Regions from separate parts of the Homo sapiens genome. Here regions 2 and 3 are each linked to region 1. A link is a loop called in an ENCODE intact Hi-C map of the cell type or tissue named here. Cell type or tissue: dorsolateral prefrontal cortex. All regions are shown on one strand. Each heading gives the region's core, and the rest is flanking DNA. Links, peaks and the distances in the headings are about the cores only. Region 1 overlaps LINC00907 (long intergenic non-protein coding RNA 907). Region 2 has its middle 310 kb from the start of SYT4. Region 3 has its middle 290 kb from the start of SYT4.

Region 1 (11,113 bases), core at 1,346-9,345:
TTACTTTTGGATAGAATTTCTTATTTCAAAGTGATTTTAGGTCTAGTCACATAAATGTGAATTCACATGTCTCGTCTCCTCTGATACACAAAGCACATCTGAGACAGAAAGACTGACATTTATATTAGCCTCATTTTTTTAAAACAAGAAAGCTAAGGCAAAGAGAGGTCACATGAAATGCCTGAGGCCACACAGCAGGTTTATGTCAGAATGAGAGCTGAGAGTAAATGGTATAGTGGAGGGAGCCCTGGGCTGGGATCAAGGGACCTGATTCTTTTCTAAGCTCTGTCAAGGTAGAAATATGTATAAATTTTGAGGAGTCCAGATTTCTAGATTGCAGCTTCCTCATGAGTGAAATAAAGGTTTTACATTTGATAACCCCCAAGGTTTCCTTCTGTTCTGTCATCTTAATTCACAGATCTGTCTAGTGTTACACCATGAGGTAGTTTAATTAAACCATGGTAGAGCTCAGTTGTGTAAAAGCAAATGCATTAAGATTAACTGAATTATTTAGGGACAAGTTTGTTTTTGGGAGAAAAAAAAAAAGACATGATGGGTGTCCTAAATGACAGGTTCTAGGGAACACAGGATAGCATTTTTGGTTAAAAAAAAAAAACAAAAACAACAACAAAACATTAAAACAGAGTTGGAGAAACAGGACAAACCCACTTATAAGCAAGACAACTACATAAGATAATGAAAAAACACCAAACTTACATTTTAGTACGTTAAAATCTGTAGCGCTTCAGAAACAGGAGACATCAATAGTTGTTTCTTTGATAGTCTGTGGCATTTCTTTCCTGCATCATGGTTTGAGTGAAAATACTTATGGACATTTCTCACCCCTCCTTCTTGCTCTGTGTGAGTCTCAGCAGGACAGTCTAGAGCTTTGAGTCCTATAAGTGGCTTCAAAGCCAGATTGGATCATTCAGTTGAAGCCCCTGGGCCCTTCCAAGATTCTACACACTCCCAAATTCTGCCCACCAGAGACACATATGTGTGCACACAGACACACAAATTCTTTTTTCTTATATTTAGAGGGAAATTCAAAGTGCAAGCACACAGGCAAAGTAAATGTTTGGGTGAGATATGAGGTTATTATCTGGGTAAGTGAAGTCAAGAAAGTTACTAAAAAAATTAGAGAAAACAATTATTTTTTAAGTTAGTCAATACTGACAAATTATCTCCCACATTTGAATTCCTTTTGATGACCGATATTAGGTCTTGAGTATATCATGCTTCATTCCTACAATGCTTTATACTTTTCAAAGTTTCTTTCCATCTGGGTCTTATTTAGTAAGCACAAAGTCCTGTATGGTTGGTAGGGTTAGGGTCACAATTCCCAGCTTATAGATGAACTTCCCAAAGACAAGAGTTGGATGGAGAGTTTGAATGTAATGTCCCTTCCGAAATTAATGTTGAAACTTAATCCCCACTGTGGTGGTATTAAGATGTAAGGTCCTTATAAAAGAGGCTTCAGAGAGAGTTTGCCCCTTGTTTCTCTTCTAGCTTCCTCTAAGAGAGGTCGCCACAGTGAGAAGTTACCATCGATGGAACAGTCCCTCACCAGACCCCAAGGCCGGCCCCTTGATCTTGGACTCCCCAGCCTCCGGACTGTGAAAGATAAATCCCTGTTCTTCATAAATTACCCATCTGTGATATTTTGTTATAGCAGCACAAACATTAGAGTGTGTTGTAAATTTTAAAGCTTCATATTTCCCTTCTGCTTCAATATCCACATAAACAGGCTTTGAGCACCCTGCCCCGGTGACCACATGCATCATGTGATAAGGTTAGACTCTGCCACCAGTCCCCCTTCTTGCCTTCCCTGCACTGAGTCCTAGTAACATTTGGAAACACAAATGAAATCCCCTTGCACGTTTTTACTTGTGTGTTCCAGCCTGATCTCCAATAAGGCATCTGCCCATGGGTTTTCTTATGTATGTACCTGTGTGTGTGTATTGTAGAGTTCATGTTTAGGGGGTGTGTGGGGAGTGAGACTGGTTGACGGAAGCAGAGAATTCATATAGAGCAACATGGGCAATTGATTGCTTCTAGGTCAATCATCAAATAAGGATTTGGAGTACCTTGGGATCGATCTAATTCTCTCATTAAGATTACTGAAATAACCAGCTCACTAAACAGTCAATATGGTTATTTCATCCATCTTAATGACCTAGTCAAATCAGCTCTGGGGAGATCGTCAACACCAACTCCAGAGGGAAAAACTCATGCAGATATAACAGCAGCTTTTGTTGAGTTCTCCTAATTTAAAAATGGAATAAGTCACAAAGAGATCCCTAGAGGAATGAGAATTGGGCATTTGCTGTTTATAAATCAGGATTCTAAGGGCCATATCTTAATGAAGCAAAAGAGAGCATTATAATTTTGAATAAATGAACTAAGGTAGGAATAAGAAAACTATACATAAAGGATCTTGGATCAGGGCAGTAATTCCATGTTGCAGAAGTATGAAAAGGTAACAGACAGTTACAAAGCAGAGCAGAAGAGCAAACTGATGGGGCAAAAGGACGGTCAAATATATGATATCTTGATCAATGATCAATAGTTCAGACTCTTAACGATGTAGCAAAATTTCAATAAATGTTGACTATGTTGACAATATTAATGATGGTGGTGGTGATTATTTTGATGACAACAGTAATGGGGTCTGACAAACAAAACAATAACAGTCAAGAAAGATTAATGGTAGAAATGATGAAAACAGAGGTCTGAGAAAGTTTCTATTAATGAGTATAAAACAGGAAGTAAAGGTAGCCACCCTGTGAAGCAGTCTTAATAGAGTGATGGCTATAAATATACAAAGGAAAAAGCAATGGTGGGGAAAGGACAAGTCCAGGGACACTCGCCTCAGTAAAGGAGCACAAAACGTGCAGTTTCTGTCATAGAAAGACAAAGTAGTCTACTTAGGAAAGGTCTAAAGAGAAGGAGAATGCCTTCCCAGATTTGAGCTCTTACAATGGGAAGAAGCAATATCAAATTCTTAGTATCAGCATAATAATCCAGAGCTATAGAAAGAACTTTTAAGGATGCAAACTCAGACCCCAATATTTGAACACTATAATACCAAATATAGATATTTGAATACATCAGGACATGAGACTGAATATTTTTTCAATTCCATTCCCATTTTTGGCACGTGCAACCCACAACCAGATATAGAAGCTTTTCTCAAATTATCCCAGTATGTTAAACCTAAATATATATTCTTAGAAGAACTGTGAAATGGATGTTTGGTGACTGAGGAGGGATGGGGAAGTCCCTCCTCTTCTTATCAGCACTAATCAAACCAAATCATCAGAACTACAGCATTAATACTTGTATTCATCAGGATAGGATAAGCTATAATACAAGAACAAACAGCCACAAAATTTCAGTCATTTAACATAAAAATTTTTGTTTTGTTTTGTTTCATTTACAAGATGTTAATGTAGCAACTCTGGGGTCCAAACTAGCAGAAGCTCCAGCATGCTGCATTTCTCTCTATTTAAAATCACACAACTTACCTAGATGAGAAAATGAAAGGTCATACACGAACAACTAAACGTTTAGCCCAGGAAATGACATATAACACCGGGTTTACATCCCATTCCCAGAAGTAATCCCCAGCCCCATTTATGCAAAAGGTACGGGGAAGTTTCATCCTTCCAAACACGACAGTAGGTTTCAAGCTTTAGCTTGCATCCAAATCACCTTGAGTGCTTGTTAAAACAGATTTTGGGGTCTCACCCTCAGAATTTCTGATTCTGATTAGGGCAACTAATAATTTGCTTTTCTGAAAAGCTTTTGGGCCAGACGTGGTGGCTTACACCTGTAATCCCAGCGCTTTGGGAGGCCGAGAGGGGCGGATCACTTGAGGTCAGGCGTTCCAGACCAGCCTGGCCAACATGGTGAAACCCTGTCTCTACTGAAAATACAAAAATTAGCCGGGTGTGGTGGCGGGCGCCTGAAATCCCAGCTACTTGGGAGGCTGAGGAAGGAGAGTCGCTTGAACCTGGGAGGCCGAGGTTACAGTGAGCCAAGATCACGCCACTGCATTCCATCCTGGGTGACAGATCGAGGCTCTGCATCAAAAATAATCATAATAATAAAGGTTTCAGGTGAGGCTGATGCTGCTGTCCTGAGACTTCCCTTTGAGATCCCCTGGTTAGAGCAACAGTTCTCAAGCCCACCTGAACATTTACATCAACTGGACAGCTTGTTTAAAAAAGGTGCACGCCAAGGTCCCACCCCTAAATATTCTGTCTTAATTGGTCATCTAAAAATTCTCCTGTATCACCAGAGTTGCTAGTTCAGAAGAATACAAATTTAACTATGGGTGTAAGATTTCTATCAAAGTGTTCACATTACAGATGAAAAAACAAGTCCAACATCACACAGTAGGCTAGTGACACTTCCAAATCAAGAAACTGAATATCCTGGATCCCAAGTGGTGCCATATCCCTTAATGGGTCAGCACACAGAGCAGGCAGTATTTTAAGACCAATTTACTCCACAAATTTCTTTCCCTCTGCTTAAAATGGTTCGGCCTCTTTCCAGAGGGATGCTGGCTCTCAGTGCAATAGCTGCTGGGCTCAGGGAGGAGAAAGTGGATCCATCTCCAATTCTCCCACGTGGCTGAGAAAGAGCCTAGAAGCAGCTCTCCTCCCTCCCATTCCTCAACTCTGAGCAGCCCTGCCCTGGCTCCCGACCCAGCCTCACCCAGATTTTGCCTCTGCCCCAGGATCTGCGAGCCAAGTGGTTGACCCGGGAAGACAAGCCCACTTACAAAGAAACGTAAAAGAAAATGAACAAAACTGCTGCCAATGTGCCCTTTGGTCCCACATTGACTAAATCCAGGCTGCTAGAAGGCAGCGCGAGAAGAATCTCATTTTAAAAAGCAACTGAGAGAGATAAAACGCAGCTACCCAACCATTTTGGATACTGGTCGTCCTCTGCTCCCATCCCCAACACAAAGGCACAGCGTTCATTCTCCCATCATGAAATTTTACTGAATTCATCAACTCTAAGTAAAAATAAATAAATAAGAGCTGATCTGCCATCCTTTACAGATTTTGAACCGATTTAACAGCCATCTGATAAACACGCCCTGCATAACTAACGGCCTCTGGCCTGGCATCTTCCTGTAAAACTAAGAAACATCGCCATCTGCTGGCCAGGGAGCCCTGGTGCATGGAAATTTCCAATTCCATTGCCTTCAAGCAGCAGTGTCTGCACAGCAATAGGTCCATTAATTCTGCCAAAGGGTTGAAATTCATTGCAAATCATTTAATTTCTTTCACCAAGACAAACTACAAACTACATCATGAAATTTTGTTTAACTTTCTTGTGTTTTATGTATGTGCATGAGCTGGTTAGGGTGGGGAGGCTTTTTGCATGGTTACCTTCCTACTCTTTTTGTTGCCCCTATTTTCTCGAAATTCTCAATGTTGTGAATTTTATAAGTCCATTTAACTAACATTAAGTGAGCTTATTCTACGTGCTAAGTTGTCATACCCAAAGAATCAAACGACAGAGACTGAGGAGGGAGGAATTGGGGAATTGGGCGGAAGTCTCATTCTCACATTCCATATTAACTGGAAACCTGAGGCTCTGTAGTTTTGACTCTCGTACTTTTTTTTTTTTTTTGAGATGTAGTCTTCCTTTGTTGCATAGTGTTGTCTCAAACTCCAGCCTCAAGCCATCCTCCCACCTCAGCATCAAGCAGCTAAACTGCAGGCACATGCCACCGTGGTGGGTTTGACACTCACACATCTTAACAGTGAAACTGTGTTGGACAGAGGTTTTCAGCCCAACCGGGTTATTTAGACTTAAGAATGCCAAAGAAACACACTTTTATGGCCTCTTCCACACTAAATCCTTCTTAGAAAATGGGAAAGAGAGACTCTTGTGACCTAAAAGATGGGGGGTTTGATTGATGATCTGGGTGTTGATTTCTCCTCCTGCCCTTTCCTCTTCCAGTCCTCAGGTGACACCCACCCAAGCCCATCTCCACATTCTTCATCTACTTGCACAATCTTGACTGACATCTCTGATAGCCCAAAGCAAATTGAATAGTGAAGTTTATCTTGCTTTAATGCTTATGCTAGTGGAACTTATTTAAATGTATTTAACATGTACAGAAAAATTAACAGGAAAATAAATCGAGGAAGAAGTGTCAACAAAGAGTGCAAGGTACAGAAACAGGTGCTATTTTTGTATTTGGTGATGAGACCTGGGGGTAAGTGATGGTTGTTGAGCTGATGATGATCGTATTTTCTTTAATACCACGGACCACCTCTTCATCCAGCCTCACTAGCTGTGAAGCAGCTCTGAGGACCATTCTTACAGTTCTTTCCACATCTCTGTCTCCACTCCCCAGACCTTCCTAGTTGAATAGGCCTATAGGACAAGGACCCGCCCCCCTGCCCCCCATCTGTTATGACTGGGAGTGGAGAAATGGGCAATGAAAGAGAATGTGTAGGTGTAATGCCAGGAACTAGAATGATTTCCTGCCAGTGATGAGCTGTCTTGGAGGCAGCTCTGTCTGCTTTGCCATTCAGCACTGACCCACCATAAAGACAAAAGAGGAGGGCTCACTTGGGACATGGAGGTGAAAGTCCAAGCCTGCCCTGGCTCTTATCTATATGTAGGGTTAGCTATTCTACTCTCCAAGAAGAGTCATGTGGAAAAACAATGTTTAAATTCCTAAATGATTGAAGCAAGAAGAAAACACAAAGATGATTGTAAAGTGGACCAAACTGAGATCTCTGGAAGAAAAGTAATTTGCCCAGGGTCTCATAGCACACAAGTGGCACAGGGGAGTCTCTGGTCTCTTAGACAACATTTCTCACAATAAACTGTTCCTTTGTCACAAAATAGAGAGGTGCTTCTAGCCATTGGAAAGTTTTTGACACTGGGATCACCAATCTTGAGAAGTCCTGGACTCTTTTCTATCGCCATATCTTAGTCAATCTCATAATCCCAGGACATCCTTTATCTGAATATCTCTGTACATCAGAGTAAAGCAATTAATATCACATAAAATTTTAGAGATCCAGATTACATATGTATTCTTCAACATTGAGGACAGGAGCAACTGTAACAATGATCACCAAGAAGAAAGTTCAGGGAAATCAGCTACATTCTATAACAAAATGCTGTGTGGTTGAGTGGTTACTGTCCTAGGTTCTGAAAGGAAGATGCTGGAGTTGGAATCCTGGATCTGGCCCTTAAGAGCTGGGAAAATTGCTCAACCTCTTGTAGCATTATAATAAGGATAAAATAAGTTGAATCAAATAATGAAGGCATTTTGAACAATATGTGTGGCACATGGTAAGCAGTCCATCAGTGTTAGCTTTTGTTTTTATTGCTATTATCACTCAGTGAGTGACCAGCTGCCAACCCTGACTTTGAAGGAAAATCATTCTTACTCATCATTCAACATTCATTATACACCAGTCTTCTCTCTACTCTTTTCCAGGATAAAAGAAGAAAAAGTTAAAAAGGGAGAAAATGCCAGAAACTTCCTGAATCTTTTACAAAAAGTTCTAAGGTAAGGGGAAAGCATCCAGGATATGCTTTGCAAATTAACCTAATAGCAAGTATCTCTGCAAAACTTTTGTTGCTTTTTTTTTTTTTCCAAATGACTGTGGTTGTTTTGGCAATAGCTAGAAACATGAGTCAATAACCTCCTATGTGGCTCTCAAGAAATGATATTTAAATCAGAACCACAGCTGCGCAGGAAGGGCACATGAAGTCAAATTGCTTTAATGTTAATGAATACACAGTGTCATATGTGGTGATTCAATATAGCAAAAAAGTCTGAAAGTGAGTTTTAGTACTGGACTCATTGTGAATTTGCTATAAGATAGCCACTTGAACTCTCTGGGCCTCAGTTTCCTCTTTTGTAGAGTGAAACATGGCACTAAATCATATCCAAAGTCTCTTGGAGTTTTAACTTCTAGTGTTACCCTTCCCAGAAGTATTTTTATCTATATAAAAGTACTACAGGGGTGGGCACGGTAGCTCATCCCTGTAATCCCAGCACTTTGGGAGGCCAAGATGGGCAGATCACCTGAGGTCAGGAGTTTGAGACCAGCCTGGCCAACATGGCAAAACTCTGTCTCTACTAAAAACAACAAAATCAGCTGGATGTGGTGGCACATGCCTGTAATCCCAGCTACTCAGGAGGCAAAGGCAGGAGAATCACTTGAACCTGGGAGGTGGAGGCGGTTTCAGTGAACCAAGGTCATGCCACCACACTCCACCCTAGGCAACAGAGTGAGATTCCATCTCAAAAAAAAAAAAAAAAAAAAAAAAAGGTATTGCACGGCAAAGCTTACAACAAGGAAAGGAATTATTTGTGGTAAATCTTCAGGCCTCAGTGAAATAGATGATTGGAGGTTGGGGGTTAGCCCCCTTCCCACTACATTTTTGCTAGTGAGTGATCACTCCGTGTGGCCACTCCCTTATGGATCTCCCTTATGGATCTTCCTGGCTGCTTAAGGCTTGATGAATGGAGCACTGCTCTTTCTGGAACAACAGACTCCTGTACCTGGTCACCAAATCTCTCACACCCCCACACACCTCATTTGTTTCCATAGTTTCAATTTCTTCCCTTCCTCAGCTGAGCCTGTGGAGCCTTCCCTCTATATAATCTTCCAGTAATATCCATGTGATATTTTGGTAGCTGGAGTTCCTTGAGGAAAATTTTAACATGAATCATAGTATCATAGACCTAATTTCTCTGGACCCTATTTCTGTATTTGAGGTCTACACACCAAAAATTCACCATACAATTGTTGCTTTTGATGCAAAAGGGTAGACATCATTTTAGTTTGGCACTGCAACTAGATAAAATATTTTTTAACAGTGACAACTGGTTTCAACATGATTTGAAACCACTAGAATTTTTTCTGACTAAATCAATGAGGTGTTCAGTGAGTGGTATTTGCATGTTTCAAGAACAATTCTACTGTGGGTCAAACTAATCTATCTAAAACTTTCTATATGGACAGTTTAGTTTAATAAACCAACCTTGATTTCTATGGTTCTGCCAAACTTAACTGGGAGGATAAAGTGATGATCAACTTGTTTGAAAAAATACACCAGCTCAAATGACCTGCAAAAAGTCCAGCCAATGTAAGTGCCTTCACTCCTTGAAAGTCTGCTCATGTATCTTTGTCATTGCTGCGCATTTTAATCGTCTAATTCCACAAGAGGCTATTTGAGTCCATCCCAAATTCTGCTCTCACTGAATGATGGGGAATATGTGTATGGAAGCTGTTTTGTATGCTTTTTTATTTGAAGCATTTCTTCCCTTCACTTTAAAAGAAGTTAATGTACATCTTTCCACCTTTTGGTATTAAGGAGCACAAGACTTCACAGTTTTATGAGCTCCAGCTGGAGTTGTAGAAGCTGTCCACTGCAACATCAGTATGATTTGTGTAGCATTAATAGCCCTTTTGTTCCATGAACTTCAATTCCCTTCAAAATAGAAGAGTATTGAACTCACCATTTCATAAGGAGAATGAAGGAAAATGTACAACTGGATGTGAGCTTATGTGCTATGGTTATTGATACTGACTTCAAGATCACACTTCCTTCTGGTCCTTGGGCCCTGTGGAGCTCAGGGCATTCATTTGGGGAAGTCAGATATGTTGCAGGTCAGACTGGAAATAACTAAATCACAGTGCTGCTCTTAACAGTGGGATTTTGTGGGCTGCTGCTATGCCAAGGAATCTTCTCCTTTATCCAGCAAGAAATAAAGTATTATGGACATGATATTAAAGTCTCATGTGTGAACAAGTTTTGTAGCACAAAGGGGCTTTCAACTCAAACATATCTTATTTAACAAAATACAATACAATATCTAGTCTGGGTCAATATTTTTAAAGAAATTTTATTTTGTATAGCTGCCTCTCAAAACAATGATAGCAGAACAGGAGTAAAATGTATGGGAAAAAAATAGTTGCCTTGTTCCAAAGAATGCTGCTGGAGGAACTTTTCAAACAAACTCAGCCTCCTCAAGTTACTGTCAAAGGAGAACCAAAAAAAAAAAAAAAAATGATTTCCAGGACGTAGAATTTAAAGTAAGGTGAACAATCACCAGATGCTCAATAAGGTGAACTGAGCTTTAAAATGTATGATCACACACAAAAAAAATCATGTCTTAATTGATGCCAAGCCTTCCTCCCACAAGCTGACCCTCACGCTGCTGGCAGGTTTGTTTTTCATTATACCATGTGTATTAGCCACTCTTTTGCTACCCAATTGCCAAACTCCTCTACCTGGCATTCAAGAGCCTCCTAATTGGGCCCCAATGAATTATCAACCCTCTATCAAGCACAAGGCTTATCACCCCCTACTCCTGTCATTTTGATCTACCCGCCTGGCATGGTATCAGTTGGTCACTTAAGCAACCAAAGGTATTTTTTATTGGGCACTAACTAAACTATGTAATCTGATAGATTCCTTATTGGTGAATACAAAGAAATAAGCTATTATTGTTATTATAAAGGTACTTCTAAAAGGCAAAGTAAAACTCTGGGATAGAGTGATGCATGTCAACTAGTATTTAACAAACAGTGAGTGGGGAATTCTAATCAAAACTAGAGTCCTAAAAAAAATAGATATATGAGTTTAAGGAGTTTAGTTTGGGTCAAATTATTAAAGCCTCTTGAATGAATTCTATTTATCTTCCAATGCCCAATTCAAATGCAAACTCCTTTATAGTCACTTCAGAAGGCTACTTTTTCCATAAAGAATTATCTAACACTCAACCAAAAGTGATTTTCTTTCTTTTCTAATCTCTTAAGAATTAAGGCACACTACACATGTATCAGTAAATGTTCATGCTCCCTTATATTTTGCCTCAAATGTATCTTATTTTTCCAGATAGCTTTTTATTAGTTTTATTGAGGTAAAATTTACATACCATAAATTTGCCCATTTTAATTTTTAGTAGAGTTGTGCAACTTTTATATAACATAATTCAAAATTTTCATCACTTCAAAACAGAAACTATGCTCATGTGCACTCACTCCCCTTCATACTCCTATCTGTAAGCAACTCTATGTTTGCTTTCTATCTCTATAAATTTGCCTTCCCT
Region 2 (11,113 bases), core at 1,022-9,021, 1.3 Mb before region 1:
CAGAGGCCCTTGTTTTCTTCTTGTCATTTTCATTTTATTTTTCAAAAAATAAGTATCTGTTCTTTTGCAAATAATAGTTCTTTAGTTGTTTGACATCAACCCTCATGTTCCTTTTAATCCTATAATCTTCAGGTAAAGGGTATCAAGTTCATTGTATCAAACCACACATAAAATGAATGGCTATCTCTTCCCTGCACTAGTTGCAGTGTTGTGAATATACTGTAACTCCACAGTTTCTTTAATAAGTAGTATCTGGAACTTAGCATTAAAATTCAGCTGTGGATGGACTACTGCTGAACACTTCTGAGAAATCTTCCAGTCACTAGATCTTCTAATTAGCATTCCTTGTACTGTGTCATTTACAATAGTAGGAGCTCAATAGTTTTAGGTTTTAGTATGGCTTAAATTGACATTTTAGGCTTAAATTAACATTTTAAGTAGCTATTTTCTGTTGCCCACTACCCTTGTATATTCCAGTGAATTCAATCTAAAGTCAAAGATGTTTGCTAAAATCATACAGAAATTATGCCCCATGTATAAGCTATAGATAATGTTGGGTCTTATCAGTCACCTTTTGGTGGTTAATATAAAAATAAAGCCACTTGATAGGCATGACTAAAATTTCAATAATAACATATTATTATATATTAAGTCACTTAGAGGAATGCAAATATTTTCATGTGACAGGCCATGACACTATGTGACTTGCAGCACAGCTGTGAGAAATCAAGTGCTAATCTACATTACATGTGAGTATTTAATACATTTTTAATAGTATAAAAAGTAAAATGATGAGATGATGAGATGTTCACAGTGTGGATGAAAAAGAATGAGGGCAGACCCAAAGCCCAAGGAACACATCTTTCCCACCTTTTCCCACCCTTTCCTCAGCTTCTCAGAGATATCCTAGCTTCACTTCTTCGTATGTGAGGTTGTCAATCAAACTAGGTGTTTTTGGTGTTGAGATGCCACTCAAAATGGACACTGTGCAAGTGAAACTGTCATTCAACATTGCTGCCTGGCAAATGGAGCTGTCAGTCATCTTGAACAGTTTAGTCTGTTGAATTGTCAATAAGATTGTCTGGTATGTACTGATAGCTGCTTCATCAGATTCAAAAAGTCTTCATTAACTCCCTAGTCTGCAGTTTCCCAACCTCTTTTTCTTTTCAATGGAAAGATACGTTTTATTTTCCAAAAGCTGATGATAATCAACAACTAAAACAGAAGGTTATAGTGAAAAGCAAATATCTAGGCTACAAATTGCTAATAAAAATGGACAAGGAACGAGGTTGGCTGCTCACTCAACTTGTCATCATTAAAGGCCAAAAAGAATGGAGTATATATAGTGTATGATAAGCATTATGGATATTAATTTATTCAAGTATTAACTACATAAACCTCAATGACATATTTATTGGGAACCAGTTGATATTTATTTGAAATAAGACATTAGTGAGTTCAGAGCAAATTAAGACTTCAGGAGCTAACATTTTTCAACAGGCTCTGAGTAAAATGCTCTATCCTGCAGTGCCCCAATTTTGCCTCTTCCTCTATCATTCTTGACACAGTTTCACTTATATGATGAAATCATGTTTCCTTTTACCTGCTATGTGGCTACAGGTGATGCTTCCCTCTTAATTCTTAACTTACTGGCTTCACCTGGCCAAAGCTGCTTTAGTTTTAACTCTTTTCCTGTTTAGGAAAAGAAAGTGCATCTCGCTGCCAGTGCTCATTTAATTTTATATAAAAAGGCTTTTTGAGGCTGAAGCAAATCTGACTGATTTTCAATATGAAAATAAAATATAAAAACTGTTCTTGGAGTTGTTCTAAACAGAACTAACATCAGAATCATCTGAATCATCAGGATTGTCTATTTCGGAAAAAGCAGATTCATCAAAGGACTATTTGGCTAACTATTTGAGAACGATGTTAACATGACACGTAGGAATACTATGTTTTCTAGGATTTGACATTTTCAGTGATTGAGAATTACTACATTTTGTAAATGGAAATACCACTACTGAAAACAGAATGCTATAATTAGAATGCTGTCTTTTGTTTTTAAAGTCTATATACTAAAGTGATGCAAAAAATAATAATAAAAATAATAATAAATGATATTTGGTAGCAAAGTTATCTCAGGGTAAACGCTGCAGCTGCAAGCGCCACTAGCAAATAATCTTGGGGCAAACGGGAAAAAGGTTAAAAGATTATGGCAAATGTATTAGATTAGGAGATATCATTTGAATCTATGTCTATGAAATGTCCATTTAAAAATAGTTTAAGCTGACATTAAGTTAATGTATGACTTTCCAGCTACACCTACTAATGGAAAAACAAGATATTAACCTGTAGTTTTAGCAGTAACTAGACTGCATGGAAATTCCCAAGGAAATAAATTCCAGATCCATCTTGGCAGAAAATGCATCTGATTTTTTAGTACTGTGTTAGAAACAGTCACTCTGCTCAACACAGAGTACCTTTGGTAACAGTATTAAATAAAGGAATCTTAGCCAGATTAGGGTGCGCTATAGGAAGCTTCGTTTTAATGATAAGATAACTAGAGACAATATTTCTGGCACAAATAGGCCTAGTATTTGGAATGATAGAGCAACTTCCCTAGATTCTGCGAGCTCAGAGTGACTCAGCCTGGTTCTACACACCCTTCTGATGGCAAGGGCGGGGCACTTGGAGTAGCTGCTGCCATCGGGCTGGCTGCAGCAGGAAGGCACCTGCGGTGGTGGCAGGAGCCGCTGAGGGAGCAACAGTGGCGGCAATGGGATCCTGTGCCCTGCATTTCCAAGGCAGCCAACTGCACCACCCCCAACCTCTCATGGCAGGGCAGGACCAACTCCCAGGCCTGGAGCCTCCACTGGAGCTTCAACCTCGCTCCCTGTGCATCCTGGGAGCCCACGAGCACCCAGTGGAAGGTGCAGCCAGGACTGGCCCCAAGAGCATCAGGTTCATTTGTGCAAGGTTGGCTAGGGCCCTATGCCACCTGCACCTCACCCACTGCCGCTGCAGGGAAAACGCGGAGAGGAGGCGACAGTCCTCAGAGCCTGCCCCTGGGAGACCCCCCGAACCCACTGCCCTGGGAGCCACTGCAGTGGGGCCGAGCCACATGTCCCACCGGCAGGGGAGCAGCGTGGTCCGGCACGGAGGGGGCGGGCAAAGAGGGGCCCCAAGGAGGAGCTGGGCCAGGGGCAGTGCCACGCTCCACAGAGCAGGCAGGAGCAGGGAGCAGGCAGGAGCCCTGCATTCCCAGGTGCAACTACAGCTACCCAAGTCATGGCTGTGGACCCGGGCCTCCCTGTGCTCTTGAGGGCCTGGAGCAGGCATGAGACCTGCGTCCTGGCTGTAGACCCAGGCATCTTTGCACTCTTGGGGCCAGAAGGGACCCCCATTCCCCTGCAGGCCTGGAGGTGTCTGCTTCCGCTGCCTGGCCTCTCCCCATTCCTGGCACCCACTCTGATCTTGGAGCAAATCTGGGGCCAAGGCCAGAAGCTGTGGCAGCCAGGCCAGGTGTGCACATGCTCGGGCAGAGCTAACATGCCAGCCTCCTGCTGCTTCGGCCCCCTCCAGGCTTTGGGCACAGATGAGCATGGGAGGGAAGCTGATGGGGGAGCTGAGGGCAGCTCAGTGCTGGCCTGCAGGTGCCCCTTGTCGTGAACAGCCTGGGTGCCACGAATGGAGGCAGGAAGCAGACAGGCTCCTGGGTGAAAGAGGGCAGGTCCCAGGTGAAGCTCCACCTTCAAGCCGGGGAGGGCCTGAAGCCTGGGGGCTGGGCTGCTGGTCCCACATACCGGAGTGGGAACTTGTGGTGCTTTCTCTGGGCCCGCCGTGGCCGCCCATGGACCAATCAGCATGCACTTCCTCTCCTCTAGACCCATGAAAAGCCCTGGACTCAGCCAGACCAGAAGAGATGATGTGAAGACCCGCCTGCAGAGAGGAGCTACCCTCTCTGCTAAGAGCTGGACACTCATCAGGACACCCTGATTACAAAGAGGAGCTACCCACTGTGGCTCTCCTCTGAGCTGTTCTATCCCTCAATAAAGTTCCTCTTTGTTTTGCTCATCCTCCACTTGTCTGCCTACATCGTTCTTCCTGGATGCAAGACAAGACTTGGGACCAGCCAAATGGCGGGGCTAAAAGAGCAGTAACACCAATAGGGCTGACACACGCCCCTTGCTCACCACGTTACAGGCTAAGGAGAGAAGCACTACAGCCCTTTAACTCCCTAAGCCAGGGCTGTGACTCCCTTTTTGGAGCCCTGCAGTTCCTGGAGCCTCCAAGCTTCCAGGCACCCCTGTGTTCCCTGGTGCCAGCCATGGAAGCTGCTCTCGGTGAGCCTGGTCCAGCCACAGCCTCATAGGGAGCTGGGTCCTGTTCCAGCAGCTGGTGCTGCCCACCCTGTCAGCACTGGCGTGCCTGGCTGTGCGCAGTGGCTAGACCCCATGCTTGCTCACATTCCCCTGGTCACTCTGTGCCTGGCTTTTCCTTGGCAGGCATAGGATCCAGGCCAATAGCATGAGCCAAATGCAGCCTGCCAGGCTGAGTGGGCAGAAGGAGCCCAGAAGGTCAGAGTAAAATTCAGGCAAAGCTGCCACTGGTCACAGAGGTTTCCAGCTGGTGAAGCGACACACCAAGTATTCCATAACACTTCTGTGTTGTCCCACACTGAAACGGTAAACCGTTGCCCTGAATTTTTCACCCATAGCACAATTAAATTCAAGAATGCAGGTCTCCTATGGCATCAGTAAAATTAAGACCCTTACACAGAGCTATTCTAATTCTTTCCAGTAATTCCTCTACCTAGAAATAAATGCAACTCTGCCATTTAAGACCCAACTAGAAGCCTGATGTAGCTGCCTCACCTGATTATGAATACTGCTCACCATCTCTACTTCTGATGAACTACTTTTCCCAGAAAATCGCAACTCTCTGGATATTTGGTAATATACCAATTTTTGACATACTTGGATCCTGGCTAATGAACCCCTACCACTCCCCACAATCCAGTCTCTTTCTTCAGCCCCAGGTTTTCCTCTGCCTTGTTCCTTCTCAGTTGATGCCATTCCTCTTAGAAAATTTCCACTAGAGTACGGCAAACAACTTCTACACTACTTTGTTTTGATCAACTATATAAATAAAATCTTCATTTCAAATAACAAAAACCATAAGAAGTAACCCAAATTTATTCATAGATTTCATGGTATTCCCTTTCCTTTGTTTATGCTTCTTATTTATTTCTCCTAACTACATCTTGTCTTAATTTAACTAAGCTCCCTGAGAGGAAGGTGAAAATAATGTCAGAAAGCATTTTACAGGGAAGAAAGAAGCCTGTGTTCTACTCATAGATCCACCACTAACTTCTTGGCTGGATATCATAAGTTTGCATTAGATACTTTTCATTTCCCTTAACAGTTCTGGAATTTTCTGATTTTATATGAATGACTAGAGAAGACAGGAAATGAGGAAAGTGATTTTTTCCCCTAAGAAATGGGGAATTAGGAAGTATGAAAGGTATAACAAATCCCTGTCTAGCTGATGGTAGTACTGCTCAGTGGTGAGGTTCAGATGAATGACATCATGTCATCACATGCACTGTATGAATAGAATAAACCATGCATTACCTCAGTGTATTGGGATATGCCACTGATTTTGTTGAAGGTAGTTTTGTTTCTGGCTGTACTTTTCTTGATAGCCACCAGGTGGCATACGGATTTGATTTCCTGAAATGTAGACAGGCCTACATCTTGGAAAAAACATGCTGTAGCAGAGCTTTTCCAGGTTCACTCAAACAATAAAGCCTTATTTTAAGAATTACATAGAAAATTCTACTAGCTCAACTATCAGAGAAAATGGGCTAATCTCTGTGATATATTTATATATAAAAACCTGTCAAATATGAGTCATTAATATGCAAGAGCAGAAAAGACATTAGAGCATAGAGAATAAAAAATATAAAAATAAAATGTTAGTGGAAGAGAGACAGAAGGAAGATGACACAAACAGAAAAAGAGAAAAGGAATATAGAAAAAAGGAAGTTGAAGAAAGAATGGAGAAATGTAAGCAAAGAGAAATAAATGTAAGCAAAGAGAAATAATGAGAAAGGGAAATGGGGGAAAGAAAAAAACAACAGCATTGAGAATTCCACAGAGGAAGACTAAAGAGATAATAATCTTCCAGAGAAAAAGAAAGGGAGAGAGACTCAGTAAGTTTTGGGGTGACTTATAGAGATTAATTAATCTTATTCTTGCTATCACAGTATTTCTTTTGTTTTACAAATCTTTAAAAGTTTTGCATATAATTAGGTACATACTTAAACTGGCAAAATATTAGCTCCATCAAATGAGTAGATGGATCACTTGACTTATTTATAGCCCAAGTTGAGGCAAGAAAGAAGGATACATTCAGAGGCTTCTTTTTTTTTTTTTTTTTTGAGACGGAGTCTCGCTCTGTCGCCCAGGCCGGACTGCGGACTGCAGTGGCGCAGTCTCGGCTCACTGCAAGCTCCGCTTCCCGGGTTCACGCCATTCTCCTGCCTCAGCCTCCCCAGTAGCTGGGACTACAGGCGCCCGCCACCGCGCCCGGCTAATTTTTTTTTGTATTTTTAGTAGAGACGGGGTTTCACCTTGTTAGCCAGGATGGTCTCGATCTCCTGACCTCATGATCCACCCGCCTCGGCCTCCCAAAGTGCTGGGATTACAGGCGTGAGCCACCGCAGAGGCTTCTTGTATTGAGGCTCAAATGGCCTCTTTAGAAAAAATGACTTTAAATGATATAAACATTTTCACACCATGCCTCTAAAACATTGTTAGGCAAAAAGAATATGGCCTCCCACCACTAACCAACCTCCAGGTCTGACAATGACATCTCCATGACTCAGTCAAATGTAACACTTTATAAGAAATCAAAGTGGTGATGGAGCTCCCTGATTCATACAAGTTTGGTCAGAAATTGAAAAATCAGAGCTTTGGTTAGAAGAATGACTTCAAATAGCTCTCCAGCTAATTTCTCTCTATAGCCATGAGTAATAAAGCTAGAATCAGATATAATCTCTAAATCAGAAGAGCATAGTTCTATGTCATGAAATTCAGTAGAAATGGGCGCATCTTGGACTCTAGTGGAATTTGTTAAAAGGATTGGTCAGTAACAATAGAATGATCCATTAGTGTGAAACCTGAACTCGAAGTTAAAATAGATTTTTAGAATAAAGCAAAGTCAAATAAGTAGAAAAATTTTGACTGGAGGTTGTTATGCATTACATGCTTATATCCCCCAGAAGTTTAATATGTTGAAATCCTAATCCCCAATAGGATGATATTAGGAGGTTGGGCCTTTGAGAGACAATTAGGTCATGAGGGTGAAGTCTTCATGATGAGATTAGTGCCCTCCTTACAAGAGACAAGAGAGCTTGCTCTCCCTCTCTTTCCTCTTCACCATGTGAGGATACAAGAAAACATTAAGTAACCTTTCAACCAGAAAAAAGGTCTTCACCAGACAGTGGACCTGCCAGCACCTTAATCTTCTACTTTCCAGCCCCTAGAATTATGAAAAGTAAATGTTTGTTGTTTAAGTCAACTAATCTAAAGTAATTTGTTGCAGTAGCCTGAAAAAAAATGGCTTTAAGGCAGTAGAAAAGACAATCAACTCAAACCAGCTCAAGAAAAAAAAAATGAAAATATATTTATATATTAGTAGATACAACCAAAAAATTCAAGGATGAAATTGGCTTCAGTTCAGTTGAGTCTAGTTGTTCAAATGAGATTATAAGAGCTCTGCCTCTTTATCTCCCACTTCTAAATATTTCTGCTTGGTCCATTTGCTCCTGGATTCAGGGATAAAATTATGTCACCTGGGTTTCTTTCCCCGTCTCTCTCTCTTTCTCTCTCTCTCCACATAAGTTCTGCCTGACTTTATGCTAATTGTAGTCTCTGTTCACATGGCAGGAAACATGGCCATTCAGGATTAGATTCATGCTCTTTTAACATTGAACACTTCCTGTAAAAAAGTTTCTCCTCTTAACAGCTATTGCAGGACATATATATATGCTTGTCTATGTATCTACCCATTGGAAAAGGAAGGAGTGCTGTGTTGCAAAGACCATTGATGTCAATTATAGAAGGCCACACTAACTATTCTGCAAAGACAGCTGGGCTGTTGACCTCAGCAGTTTTGTACTCTAGCACACAGGGAAATCAGGACAACTCTGCTTACTGTGTAACTGTGTAATATGCCCTTTATCAGCATCTAGGAGGTCACCCTATCAATAAAAGCCTCCCTTCAAGTTAAGAAGTTTTTAACATTAGCTGATTCCACCATTAATTAAAGTGGTAAAAACAACTCCAAAACTCATTGTGTTGAAAAAATTTCAGCTTAGTGTACAGAAATCAACTTATATATTTTAAAATTTCTACAGAATGAAAATGAAGACAAATGAGGATATTCTAAATGATATCATTGAATTATAAAGTTCATTTTATATCTAATTTATTTTCAGTATGTGGTATATGGTATTAAGTCAAAAGCATTTGTTGATAAAAGAATGAATGTCATGGTCATGGACCTTAAAAGCAAAATCTGGAAGACATGGAAATTATCAACGATCACAAGCTAACTGAGTGGAGTTGTATTCTTTAATGAACCTTCAGGAGATATTCAGTAAAGAAGAACTTCTGGGAAATGCATTCCCTTAAATGAATGCTTATTATTTCAGTTTGGTCCCTTTGTTACTTTTTTAAAAAAATTATTGACCATTAACCTTTCAAAGATAGATTTCATCCTTCAACTCTTTTTTCAAAAGAGCATATTACACATATCTTCCTTTACTCTTGATGAGTCAGGTCCACAAGACTTAATAGCATTTATCATAATTTATTGTATCCAGGTATAATTTCAGGAGGTAGGTTATTATTATGACTATATTCTTACAATAGAAAACCATTAAAATTATATATATGTATATATATGCATAGAAAATCTTTCATATGTATATGCAGGAAATAGAAAGTATTTACTCTCTGAAAAACTGAAACAATTGGTAGTACCAATTAGGAGCAATCAAACAATACTCAAATATTTTACTGAACAACTTCTTTGTGCTTGTGCTTTCCAGAGACTCAGAAGAACAATGTAAATTATAAACCATGAAATGTTTTAGAAGAATAATGTAAATTATGGACCATGAAATGTTTTAGAAACATACTAGGAAGTTTCTGATCTATGTGGGGAATATACCTTAAATGTATTCAAGAAAATAGAGATGAAAGTAACAGCTAATGGATGCCATGAGCCCAAACAGGGATACAGCTATGAGAAAAGCCAAGTAATCGGGGAAGGTTTGGCAAAAATTGTGGTTTTAAAATTGAACCTAAATATAGTTAGGACAAAAATATTAAGTTCATATTTTTTCTGTGGTATGGTCTTTTTCATTTGACTATGCCTAACTCTGTCTTGGGATGGTTGGTCTTCTGGGGCTTGAGACTTTGAGGAATAAGACAAAGCAAAGTGAAGTTTCCGTACCGGAGATGACCAAGAGCACAAACAGCAGCAGAAGTATGTACTTTCATGAGGTCCAAGAGATAACGCTGGAAAACCTGAACTCTGTAAATTTCAAAAGGCAGCAGATCAAGAAAGAATAGGTAACTTAGGCAAAGATTTTGAAGAAAAATACATCAAAATCAATCAGAATTAAGGCACATTAAGAACAAGCCCCAAACATCCTGAGGAGTTGCTATGAAAAGAATCATATGCTAAATGCAGATGCACTGTTCATCTCCATTTAGCATATGGCGCACAGGCAGGTTAATGTGTTTTACAAAAGCAAAGGTGGTATGAGTAGATTTGGATAAAAGAATCACAGCCTTCTAGAATCAAAAAAAGTTTTAGAGGTGAATTACTCTAATTCTATTCATATAGCGAAATGAATCAAGTGTAATGTAAAGTTTTGGAGCACATATGAGCAAAATACAAGTCTTTATACATCTAGTTCTGCAGATACAGCCAACAGGATTCATCACTGTCATGGCTAATTTGTTTATATTATCACTTAGAGAGACCAATTAGAGGAAAATAATTTACTTGTGAGCAGTCAGTCACATTCATTTGTAAGTCCATAAATTAAGTGAAGTTGATTGGGTCGCAGAAGCAGCCACTTCAGTCACAAAATCCTAGGAATTCTTCTATGATTTGTCTATTACAAGCATTTTTGGCGGCCCCGAAAGGTGTAGTTTTAGTGTTTAGTAACTTTAGTGTATGTATTAAAGAGATTTTCCTTTTTCTACTTTCCTTTTCTGTTTTCACTATTCATTTATTTTTATGCCTTTTGTTTGGGTGCTACTGAAAAAGAAACAGCATTTCAATTCAACAAAAATTCTTTTGGCATATGCTAGGTAGGGTAATCACAGAAGTTATGATTCAAACTGAAACACTTTTTTAACAGCTTTACTGAAATTTAATTAACACATAAACTGCATATATTTAAAGTGTGCAATTTGCTAAGTTTGGATATAGGTATACACTTATGAAACTGTCACACAATCAAGATAGTGAACATGTCACCTACAAAAGCTTTCTCATGCCCCTCTGCAATCCTTAACTCTTGCCTCTTCTGCCCCCAACCTTCCCAGGCATCCACTGATCTGTTTCTGTCACTATAAATTTATTTGATCTTTATAGAGTTTTAGATAAGTGGAATAACAAAATATGTATTCTTTTTGTTTTATTGCTTTCACTCAGCATAATTATTCTGAGAGAGTCTTCCAAGTTATTGAATGAATCAATAGTTTGCTCCTTTTTATTATTGAGCAATATTCCACTGAATGGATATAACATACTTTGTCTACTCCTTGTTCTGTTTATGTACATTTGGGTTTTTGTCGGTTTTTTAGCTGTTACATATAAAGCCTGATGGGAATGCTTATATAACATTTTTTTATGCTTTCCTTTTGATTGGTAAATATCTATGAACAGCATGCCTGAATTTGGGAGCACTTTGAGGTGGAGAAGGACTGGATCAGACGCCAGGAAAGCAGACATGAACCACTGTGTTCTGGGAAAACCCAGTTTTTAGTCACCCTAAGGTCAGCTACCAGAAGAGTGTTTTCAAGTT
Region 3 (11,113 bases), core at 1,808-9,807, 1.3 Mb before region 1:
CTGGATGGTGCTGACCTGAGGTAACCTGTGTGACTCTGCAACCACTGTTGGTATCTCTTAAAGCTGGATTACATTTTAGGCCATGAGAAGCCGGGAAATTCCTATAGTGTTTGAGGTTCTTATTGTCCTTGCCAATAATGACAATGGTCATGCACAATCCATTATATAAAATATAAAATGATCTGAATTGCTCACCTGAGCTTATGGCTACATAATAGCTATATCCTGGTTGAAAATGAAAATAAAATTTTCATACAAATCTAGATTATTCTTTGTCCTCTGTTCTGCATTATCTCTTGTTACATGGTAAACAAAATAGAGTTGAACTCAGAAAGCTAAGTCTCGAAGGTTTTTCAAACTAATCTTTATCTCAGTTAAAAGAAATTCAAAAGTTTCCACCAGAAGTCACCACAAATCTAGGCCAAGTTGGTATCCTCAGTTTGCTTCCATTATTCTCCCAAGTCTAATTCTGACACCCTTCTAGACCATCTCCCTCTTTTCTCCGAATTTCAATGCCAACTTTCCTCACACTACCAACTTCTCACCAAAAATTGTTTTAAAGTTTTCCTTTCCTAATTTCTATGATAGCCCCAAGCATCCATTACTGCTGTCTGTCTCATGGCATTGGTCTGATTATCTACTTAAAGACATTGAGAATAAGGCTTAAAATAACATAATTTCCCACAAGACATTTTCATTTTGTTAATACAGGGGAAATGTCAGTTATTGGAATGTGTGAGGAAAATAAATTTAACACAGGACAATACCTTGGGCTGCTGTCTATTTATTGGGTTGTTGCAAAAGTAATTGTGGTTTTTGCCATTTTTAAAAATAATAGTTTTCTAGAATTTTAAACATGAAATCAATGCAGAAATCCCAAGTAAAAATCTGCTCCTATCACTGGAAGTTAAAGAAGCCCTCCACTGATACCTTGTAGCATATATAATTTAAAAAGACACATCATTTTAAATACGTTCAATCATTTGATTTTCATGAAAACCAGTTATAATAGATCGTGTACTACTGGCATCGTTAAATGAGCTACCATCAATTGCTCTTTACTTCTCAATGTTAAACATGCAAATGCTTTCTAAACTCAAAATTTTACAAACTTTTTTAACTCTCCTTTTATTAATGCAATCATAATTATTAATTTTGAAGAGTTTTCATAAGTTTGATTCTACAATGAATATTTAAAGATAAGAGCTTTAGATAAACTCATTTTCCCTTCATTCAGAATAGTAAGTCTATAGAAAATGTTAGTTTGGCTTCAGAAATGGACTAGATTAAAATTTACTTGGAAGCTTCTACATCTTGCTGAATAAAAGCAAAAAAACAGCAATCAAGGCTAATGGAAAAACAAATGCAAGATGCACTTCTATGTTTAAAGGCTCTTTTCATACTCGTAGACTTCAGCTCCACAGAGAAAGTACCTTGCTTGTTGTTAATTTTTAGTAGATGTTGATCATGTATTAGCATTATAACTACCAAATGCTGAAGCTGAAAGCACCTTAGTCACAATTGAGACTAGCCCCTAGTTTTCAGATAATGAGAGCCAGGGGTCTAAGATCCACACAATTAACAGGTTTGCTGCAGGCACAAATAAAGCCACAGAGACCTGGAATTGTGTCTTGGTTTCCTAATTCATATTCCAAGACCATTCGAAGACTGGACCCCACAATACATTTTCATCTATTTGGGAGTTAATGTTGATGTCCCGCTGAACCCTACCTTCCCTATCATGTCTATTAGAGAAACTCACTCTTTTCTTTCCAACTCTCCTCCATTCAGTGAATTCTGGATGCCACTATCATGCTTGCATCTTTGTCCTGATTCATATTTCTGACTCTAGTCACATATCCTATTCTGCCCACTGCCAGCTAGATAAATACTACTAAGATGCAAATCTGATCGTGTCATTCACCTCATTAAACTCTCCAAACAGTGATAAGCAATGCTTATTTACCACTTATTAAGTGGAGTCTTTAGACATTGAATCTTCACAATTGAGATGAGGAAACTGGCACCAAAAGACTAAAAAGCTTGTCCTGGGTCCTAGCTAGTAAGTGGCAAAGGAAGATTCACACTTCAGACTTCAAGCTCTTATCATGCTATGCTATGCTGCTTCTAGGACTCAACAGTGCTCTTAGGACAAATTCTGAACCCCTTCCACACCACAAAATGTTGTTGGATATAGAGAATGCTAACAAGGAGTTGCTTACACCTTTGCCATTACTCTGGTTACGTGAGTATACTTAAGCCAGACTAAACTTATGATTCTCAATATCCATATACTGTTTCTCTCCCCTGAAAAAGATGGGATTGAGAATGCCAGTGGCTAATTAATGGAAAGACATGATATTCTTCTACTTTCATGTTATTCAAAATAAACATAATATTAAATCATTAAGTAAGTGTAAGAAAACAGAATAAAGTAATTTTTCCTATGGTAGACAGTCAGATATTTTGAATATCAAATTCTTTATACGTGTTTCTGATTGTTTTTAGATCTCTGCTTTTCTAAAGCAGAGAAACAACCTGATACAATTTGGCTGTGTCCCCACCCGTCATCTTGAATTGTAACTCCCACATGCCCATATATTGTGGGAGGAACCCTGTGGGAGGTGATTGAATTATGGAAGCCGGCCTTTCCTGCACTGCTCTTGTGACAGTGAATGAATCTCATGAGATCTGATGGTTAAAAAAAAAAAAACTGAGTTGCCCTACACAAGCTCTCTCTTTGCCTGCCACCATCCATGTAAAACGTGACTTGCTCCTCTTTGCCTTCTGCCATGATTGTTAGGCTTCCCCAGCCATGTGGAACTGTAAGTCCAATTAAACGTCTTTCTTTTGTAAATTGCCCAGTCTGTGGTATGTCTTTATCAGCAGTGAGAAAACAGATTAATATACAACCTGTACATAACAACCTGTACTTTACTTGCCTATTGGGTAAACTGGCATGCATTCCTGGGATCCCATTTTTTATGCATCCTTTTTGCCTGATTAACTTATTTCCAGATTATAGAAAGACTACCTAATCTTATAATGGTCTTCCCTGAGACTAGGTCAGCTCCCCAGATTTTGTCTTACCCCAAACCTCTGCACATCTCTTGTGTAGCCCTTTATCACACTGCCCATCTATTAGTCTATCTCTCAAACAGCATAGTTATATACACTTACGACCTAACAGATTTCAAACAACCAATTGTTATTAATAAAATAAGTAAGAGTTGAGCTCTATCCTTGTGCTGTGTTATAAATGCAACAAGATAAGAATTCAGAAACTTGAGTTCTAATTTTGGGTCTATGAGAAAATGTTTTATAATCCTTGATCTTGCCTCTTAATTTCCTAATCAATAAAGCATAATAAAATTTAAATGTGTTTACCTACATCATAGAGACTTCACGAGCATCTATGGAGAAAATGTGAATTAAAACAATTTAAAAGGAAGATCATTGTTGGAGAAAAGCTTGTGTTATTTTCATGACTGTAAAAGGTACCAATATCTCTAAACATCATTTGTTACTAAACAGAACATTATGAACAATATAAAGGATTTCACCTTACAGCTCAGGTTTTGGGCCATTAAAGTGAGAATTATAAACCTGAGCCTTAGACATATGAAGCAGAGGGTGTAAAATATGACCAGACTACCACCCAATATGCCTGAATAAAGTCAATGGAGGATTCAGAGGATCTGGCTACTAACTTGATTTAGCAGATCGAGCTAGCATTGGATAAATAAACATGAGAAGAAACATGATTGATTTACATAATGAGCTGAATTCTATTTTGCCTTTTCCCTACTGGAATCAGTTGATAAATTGTTCCAGCTGAAGGGACCTGGAAAAATTGTCTTCTGCTGTGGGGTGGAGGTGGGGGCACCTAAATAAGTATGATGTAAACACCTTGCCTGCATATCCACAAATCTTTTGGATGACAGTGCCCAAAATACATGTATGACCAATTTTGTATGTATAGACACTGTTTACTTCCAAAATTCAGAGCACTGTTTCCTACTGGAAAAATGCTGCACTAACATATAAGTGACTTGATGCCTTGATTTATTCCTTAACTAGTCTTTTAGCCTGAGACGTTACTTTATTTACTTAATCTATGTCAGGTTCTTTATCGATGAAAATGAGTAGAAAATATCATTTGCATCTACCAGGTAGCATTATTATATAGATTAAACTCCAAAAGAGATGGGGAGAATGTTCTGTTTGAAGCATTCGGGGTTCTGCAAGGGATAGAGAACTTGGCCTCCATGCCACAATAAGACCATCAATGCACACACTGGATAATAAAATTAGTCTAACAATTGGAGTGCTGGGATTATTAAGTAAAATAAGGGTTACTTGGACCCAAGGCCTGTGATACACCAGCAATTAATCTGATAACCCAGATAGCTATTAAGTGACTAACAGGTGGGTGATGCAGATGCATAAACATGCCGGACAAAGGGATAATAAATGGACACAGTGGGATGGTTGAGATTTCATCAGGATACTCAGAATGGCATACAATTTAAAACTTACAAGTTGTTTATTTCTGGGATTTTCCATTTAATATTTTCAAACCATGGTTGACCTCAGGTAACTGAAACCATGAAGGGAAAGCTGCAGATAAGAGGGGAGCATTGGGCAGTGCAAGGACACCTTTTCTATCCACTCAGATAACCCCACTGTTAAAATTCTTTTCTACTTCATTTGCTCTATAGCCTCCTTATATCTCTCTCCACACACAAACACATATGTATGTCATCATCAATCTTTTGTTTTCAACTGTTTAAAAGCAAGCTGCAGATAGGATATCTCCAACACCCCTAAATGCTTCAGTGCTTATTTCAACCAAATAATGTCTCCTATCTAACTACTATAAACACTTCCAAATCAGAAAATCAATGCTGATATGACACTTTCTTTCTGGTCCAGAATGTCATCTAGGAATACCCATTAACTTAATTGCTGTGTCAATTCAGTCTTCTCCAAACTACATGTTTATTAGTCTTTCTCTGTATTTAATATCCTGGATAGATTTAAAATCTATACATCTTATATTTTGTAGGATGATCCCTAATTGCATCTGTCCAGTGTCACCTCATAATCAGACGCATAACACTTTAAATGATTTTAAAAAATAATTTTGAGGTCTTCTTTATAGCATCATATCAGGGACAGACAATATCTGTCCATCCCACCACTAATGATGTTAACCATAAATGCCTGGTCCCATAATGTCTGCCTCACTGTAAATTCACAATATTTTTGGTAATCAATAAATATTTTTCCAGAGTATGCCAATGCCCTGTTCTTCATTAAACCTTTGCTTATTAGCTTTAGCCTCAATTATTGACTATTACATGAAACAACTAGCAACATGATGAGTGCTAAACTCTGATGTTCAATTTCTTTTTCCCCCTACATTTATTATGGGCATTCTACCACAAGGAAGAGCTTTCCACTCTCACCATCAACTATACATTTATTCATACATTCATTTATATCAGTGTGAACTCATGGATTTCTATTTTACTCAGTGTGGTGCAATCCATCACTATCATTATTTACTTTGATGTTCTAATTGTACCATGTTTGTCCAGAAGGAGTCCCTTCAAGCTGGCTCTTGTGGCCTCTTGACATGTTGCCAATGTTCTTTTAGGATTTACCACAATATGTTGTAGGCCCATCTTATTTTTTTCTTAGAGCCCTTGAATGTAGCATTTCAAAAATATTTATTTAAAGACCCCTGGTGATATTTAGATATCAACATCTGGGTGCTGGGTATGTTCATTTCTAGTGAGATGCCTTCACTTTCATTATTTCTAGGTTTTCTGGAAGATCAAGGAATGTAATATATGAACATATATGTATGCATACATATAAGTATGTATATTCAGAAATTTTCACGTACATAAGTGTGTGTATATATATATACACACACACACATATATACATGCATATATATGTATATGTCTCATATAGGTTAATAACCATAACTCTAATTATATTCTGACAAATCAATGGACATATTTCTTTCTACCCTTTCAGTATTTTGAATTACTTTCTCCAGTTAGAAACTTGGCTTTCACTATCCATAGTGTATTTTTTATACACTTATTTGTTCAATATTATCAGTCTTACAACTGTGCTCCCTTTTCATCTGCTACCTCTGCACCCATCCCCTTTAGCATCTTGTAACCTAAACTGCCAAAGTGCTTTGTGTAGCTTCCTCTACCCTCAAATGCTGTATCCTTGGGTGCTAGTGAGCACACAGCCAGAATGCTTCCATGTGGCATCTCCTAACCTACCCACATCCTTGGCCACTGGTAAGCACATTGTCACTGTGTCTTGGAATATCTCCTCTGTTCACCTCTTATTACTGATCTCCAAGCCCTCAGGCACCTCTCAAACACTCTTCAGTGTGAAGAAAGGAAAAGGAACCTGGGAAGAACAGGGACAATGGAAATAGAGGATTATTCTTGGTTTTTACATGCCCTTCCATTATATCAGACTGTCAGCTGTGACTTTTCCTGTTGTCAATATGCCTATCTCTACCGTATCATCCCCCAACTTCCACACATCTGATATTTCCATCAAATCAGTATAATAAAGATACTTAACCTGTCTGTGCATTTGCTTCCAAATCTGTATTATGGCATAATAATGATGCAGAGTTCATATGGTTGTTGTGGGGGTTATATGTGCTTAAAATAATGACAAAGAGTGAGTGCTGAATAGACACTAACAATTGTTTAATTCCTATTTGGGCCATGTGATGGCACTAGAAGCCCTGTTTTCAGTATTTGGTGGCTGGCAGCAGACATTTCCTGGCAGTCTGTTGGCTCGTGGAAGATTTGACCAGAGAAGAAGATTAGTGTTTCTGAAAACTTTGTTCCTAAAGAAACCGGCTATAGGTCAGGGACACTTTCATTGTGACCAAACAAGATCAGCGCATGAGGTCATGTGAATCACAAATGCTATTCTTCACAAAAGTAAAGTGTGAAAAGTTTCCATGGGCTAAAATGACTGGAAAAAAAGGAACATAATACTTTAAACTCACACCTTTCTTGACCTTTTACTTCCTTTTGCAGCTCAACAAATGTCGTTAATGCTATTTGAGGCTCTTTGTTCTGTGTTACCCATCTTGAATTGTGTTTCATGGACAGGTCTTCTTGAATAAGTTCTCTTTGGCGTGCTGTAATTTTTCTCTCTCCATTTCCTAGAAATGAATGGGAAGCCTATATATACAGACTGACTTAGGAGAATATACTAACTCCTAATCCTTCTGCCATTCTCTGAGTCTGGTGCTATTCGTAGCAAGTGCCACACTATTGCTTCAATGGTGTCAAGCTATCAGTGGAAATGGGAAACAATCTGATCCAGGTGTGAATATGCAGAGCAGAAAATGATGCTAAATTGTGACAGTAGTAACCCAGTTCATCCTAAGGAGCAGATGGAATTGATTATTTACCACCCTTTCAAGAACTTGGTGCTTGATTTACCATTGTTCTAGTGACTATTGTTCACCCTACAGATAACCAGAGAAAAGATTCCTTATAGAACCTACACCGCTTTATTAGTATGTCCCTGGTTGTCACCCTATTGTAACAGGATCATTCTTTCTTCTGAGATAGATGACAGAGCACGAACATCCTCAAATAACATTGACTAACTCCCCCCAGAGTCCTTGACCAGGCCATTTATCTACTGAAATACATTTTTAACACTTTCAAAACAAAGAAATCCAGCATATGGCAGTTAATTTGGATCTTAACAACTCTGTACTTTGAAAAGACAAATGATCAGCAAGCTGTTTCAAACCTTAACCTATAATTTGAGAGGAATAATTTATTATCCAAACAAAACGCCTTTAATTAATCAAAACTTAACATTAAATTCAGAATTAAGTTATGCCACCAAGCCATCTGTTTCCAAGTACACAGAGGCATTCTCTCCTACTGACAAAATACTTTGTCCTATGTAAGTTTGGAAACAGGTGTTTTTTAAAACTTAATTAAGCTCAGACATTGTGTTATTCATTAAACATATCTTAATGACTTTTAATCAAGAGTTGGCTGGCATAAAAAGCTATTTAACATTTTTGTGAAAGAGAAAGGCAACGGATAATTAAGAATATAGCAAAAAAAGAAGTGATCAACTTGTCAGGCACAGAATGACAAAGAAGTGAAAGTTTGTCTTATTGGTAATAATGACAAAATTCACCTGATCTGCCATGAAATCATGATCCAACCTTCCATTATTTAACTTCTAGACTTTTTAAGCTAATTGGAGCTCAGTTATCCAGTAATTTTGAACACACAGAATGCAAATAAGCCTGGGAAAGAAGAAAAGTCTGAATCATTTATGAGTGAACAAAAAGTAGACATCCTAAAGCATGCATCAATAAGCATGCCTCATTGAATAGTTCAAAATTTACTAATGATACTACAAAAATATACCTGCCAATAGGGAAGAAGAGAGAAAATGTTAAATACACAGTCAAACAGAATTTAAAAAATTTGTATATGGCTCTTTCCCTTAGGGAGGTATAGCTTATATATTTCAGGAGCTTCTGAAAGCATTGCTATATTACAAGTGAAGATAAATAATGATTCAGGGATAATGTTACATTATGCCTACTGCCTACAATGCAAGAAGGTAAATAATTATGTGTTGCATCTAATTTTATATAAACTTAAATTTAAAATAATTTAGGTGCATCCCAAATACCTGTTTAGTAGGACAATTTGTTCCCCTAGTATGTTAGGTTTGGAAAATTTTCCTTTACTTTTATGGTCCAAGTTAATTTGGTCCAAGAACTTTAAAAGACACTAATGGTAGACTATGGATACAATTCGATAGACTAGATTCATAATATATTCCATGTCAGCCAATTGGAAGATAATTTTAGGTGAAGGGAAGAGAGGTGAAGGGATCTCTGAGTTTTCTAGAGATCTCTTCCATAAGTTGTGAAGCATGATTTAGTATTCACGTCAAAATATAAATAAATGCCAAGGAGCTATGTTTTAAAGTGTTTTTCAAACACTTTTCATTACAACTTCCAAGTTTCCTGAATGTAGGTATTCTAAAGCCATTCAATATCCTTTCCTATCTTTTCTTTTTCTCTTTCTTCTCCTTTCTTCCTTGCTTCCCTCCATCTTACCCACTTTTCCACCTTTATTCCTTTATTTGGTTCTAATACATTATGCTGATTTAAAACAAATCTTTACGATGTTTCCATTTCCAGTTGAGATAGACCAAACTTTATGAAAAACTAAAACAGTGAGATGAAATTTTAAGACATATATTTCAAACCACTGGAGAGCTACAAATGCAGCAAACAAGAAAGAAAATTCTGGAGAGATAGAAAAAAAACATATATAGAGAGGTCTACATTTATATAAAACTATTAAGTGAAAATAAACTGCTATATTATTCCAGTCACTGCTATACTGGTGTATCGGTCACTTGCATTTCAAGTTAACTCTAATGAGTAAAGCTATTCCATGCTAGAATAGAGTCCAACCTAGCTTTGATGATTTAAATTTCACTGATTTGTATGCTGCCATAGAGCACTTGAACTTCAGAACCTTTGAGAAAGGGATTGAAGAGAAATATATGATCAGAAAAATGCAAAGAGCAACCCTATGAAATTATTCAGTGTTCGATTTTCTTCATCCTTCTGTGCTAGAAATTTAATTGGCTGTTGGGGAAGCTTCATGCCCATTTTCATGCTCTCAGATAACATAGAATAATTATTGAGGACTCTATTAATAACTCTGCCAAAGGAGACAATATTGAATTTATATTTCAGGAACTGGCCTATAAGTGTTCGCTCAGCTCCTCACTAACTGTGTAACATTGTCAAGTACTCTACCCTCTATGAGCCTCAATATTTTCATCAATTTGATGAATCACGTAATGAGTATAATAATTACTACCAGAGGGCGGGGTCAAAATGGCAGGGCCAAGATGGCAGACTAGAAGCAGCTCATCTGTGCAGCTCTCTTGGAGAGGAAACAAAAGGGCTGGCCAGGCCAGGCATGGTGGCTAATGCCTGGGAAGCCAAGGTGGATGGATCACTTGGTCTCTAGTTCAAGACCAGCCTGGCCAACATGGTGAAACCCTGTCTCTACTAAAAATACAAAAATACAAAAATTGCCCAGCATAGTTGGAGGCACCTGTAATCCCAGCTATTCAAGAGCCTGAGGCAGGCAAATGGCTTGCACCTGGGAGGCAGAGGCTGTAGTGAGCTGAGATTATGCCACTACACTCCAGCCTGGGTGCCAGAGTGAGACCCTGTCTCAAAAAAAAAAAAAAAAAAGGTGTGGGGGGGTGGGCCTGGTGAACACTAACCCTGCAGGCCAATCATCTCAGAAACCACACTGGGATCCATCTAGGCAGCAGGGGAACACAGAGAATAGAGAGGAGCAAAGCTGGGCGCCAGCCTATCTGGGTTCAGTGTGGAGGCAGGGGAACCTTTCCCACACAGAAAAGGGTGAGTGAGTGAGAGCCCTCAGAGCAATTCATGCTTACCACAGGGACCTGTGCAAAACTGGAAACAGGAGAATCCCACTGGCCACCCCACAACTCCATACCATGCTTCTAGAATGAGACAGAGAGCCACCTGGACATTTTGTTGGGGCAACTATTGAGTCCAAGGAGACCACTATGAACCTTGAGAAACAGAGGGGAACAGCACTGGTGCCATAGCCCCAGTAGAAGCTGCAGTTGTAGTGCCTGGGAGCAGTGAGATTGCTCTACCTCAGCTTACCAGACAGCACTTAGTGCATACTTCTAGCCCAGCCATCTTGCTTCTATCTGAACTCAACCAGCGACTCCACCAATCCTCGCCACTGGCAGCCAAGCAGGCAACACTTGCTAGAGCTTCGAGTCCAGCAGTCCTGTTTTGTATAAACTCGGTTGGAGGGCACAGCCTCTTGTTGTCTTCAAAAACACCCAGATGGCAGAGCACATGACCCTACCCACCTCCACCACTGGTAGCCAGGCAGGCAATGTTTGTTAAAGCTGTTGGCCCAGTGGCCCCACTTCTGTGTGAACTCGGCTGGAGGCTGCAGCTTCTTGTTGTCCCAGGAAACACCCAGATGGC

The links. Hi-C counts contacts between places; a loop is a spot of excess contacts. Peaks named below come from ENCODE experiments on the same cell type or tissue, not always from the same donor. Only the 100,000 strongest peaks of a DNase experiment are listed, where the experiment ranks them.
Region 2: a loop joins it to region 1, with 4 times the contacts of the local background. A loop is called at or near these places in 12 of 110 quality-filtered maps.
Region 3: a loop joins it to region 1, with 4 times the contacts of the local background. A loop is called at or near these places in 26 of 110 quality-filtered maps.

The regions. Positions count from the first base shown.
Region 1 is chr18:42,292,996-42,304,108 of GRCh38, reverse strand. The region is part of intron 3 of LINC00907 (long intergenic non-protein coding RNA 907); the gene reads right to left. Among named protein-coding and RNA genes, the nearest start is that of LINC00907, 110 kb to the right of the region's middle. In dorsolateral prefrontal cortex, for the core only: CTCF peaks have their summits at 4,982 and 5,182 (motif pointing left); DNase peaks (open chromatin) are centred at 4,698 and 5,148; H3K4me3 peaks cover 853 bases; H3K27ac peaks cover 887 bases.
Region 2 is chr18:43,582,347-43,593,459 of GRCh38, reverse strand. No RefSeq gene overlaps it. Among named protein-coding and RNA genes, the nearest start is that of SYT4, 310 kb to the right of the region's middle. RefSeq lists an enhancer at 4,274-4,913. In dorsolateral prefrontal cortex, for the core only: CTCF peaks have their summits at 5,517 and 5,720 (motif pointing right); no DNase peak of the experiment used is centred there.
Region 3 is chr18:43,559,679-43,570,791 of GRCh38, reverse strand. No RefSeq gene overlaps it. Among named protein-coding and RNA genes, the nearest start is that of SYT4, 290 kb to the right of the region's middle. In dorsolateral prefrontal cortex, for the core only: a CTCF peak has its summit at 6,784; a DNase peak (open chromatin) is centred at 6,823.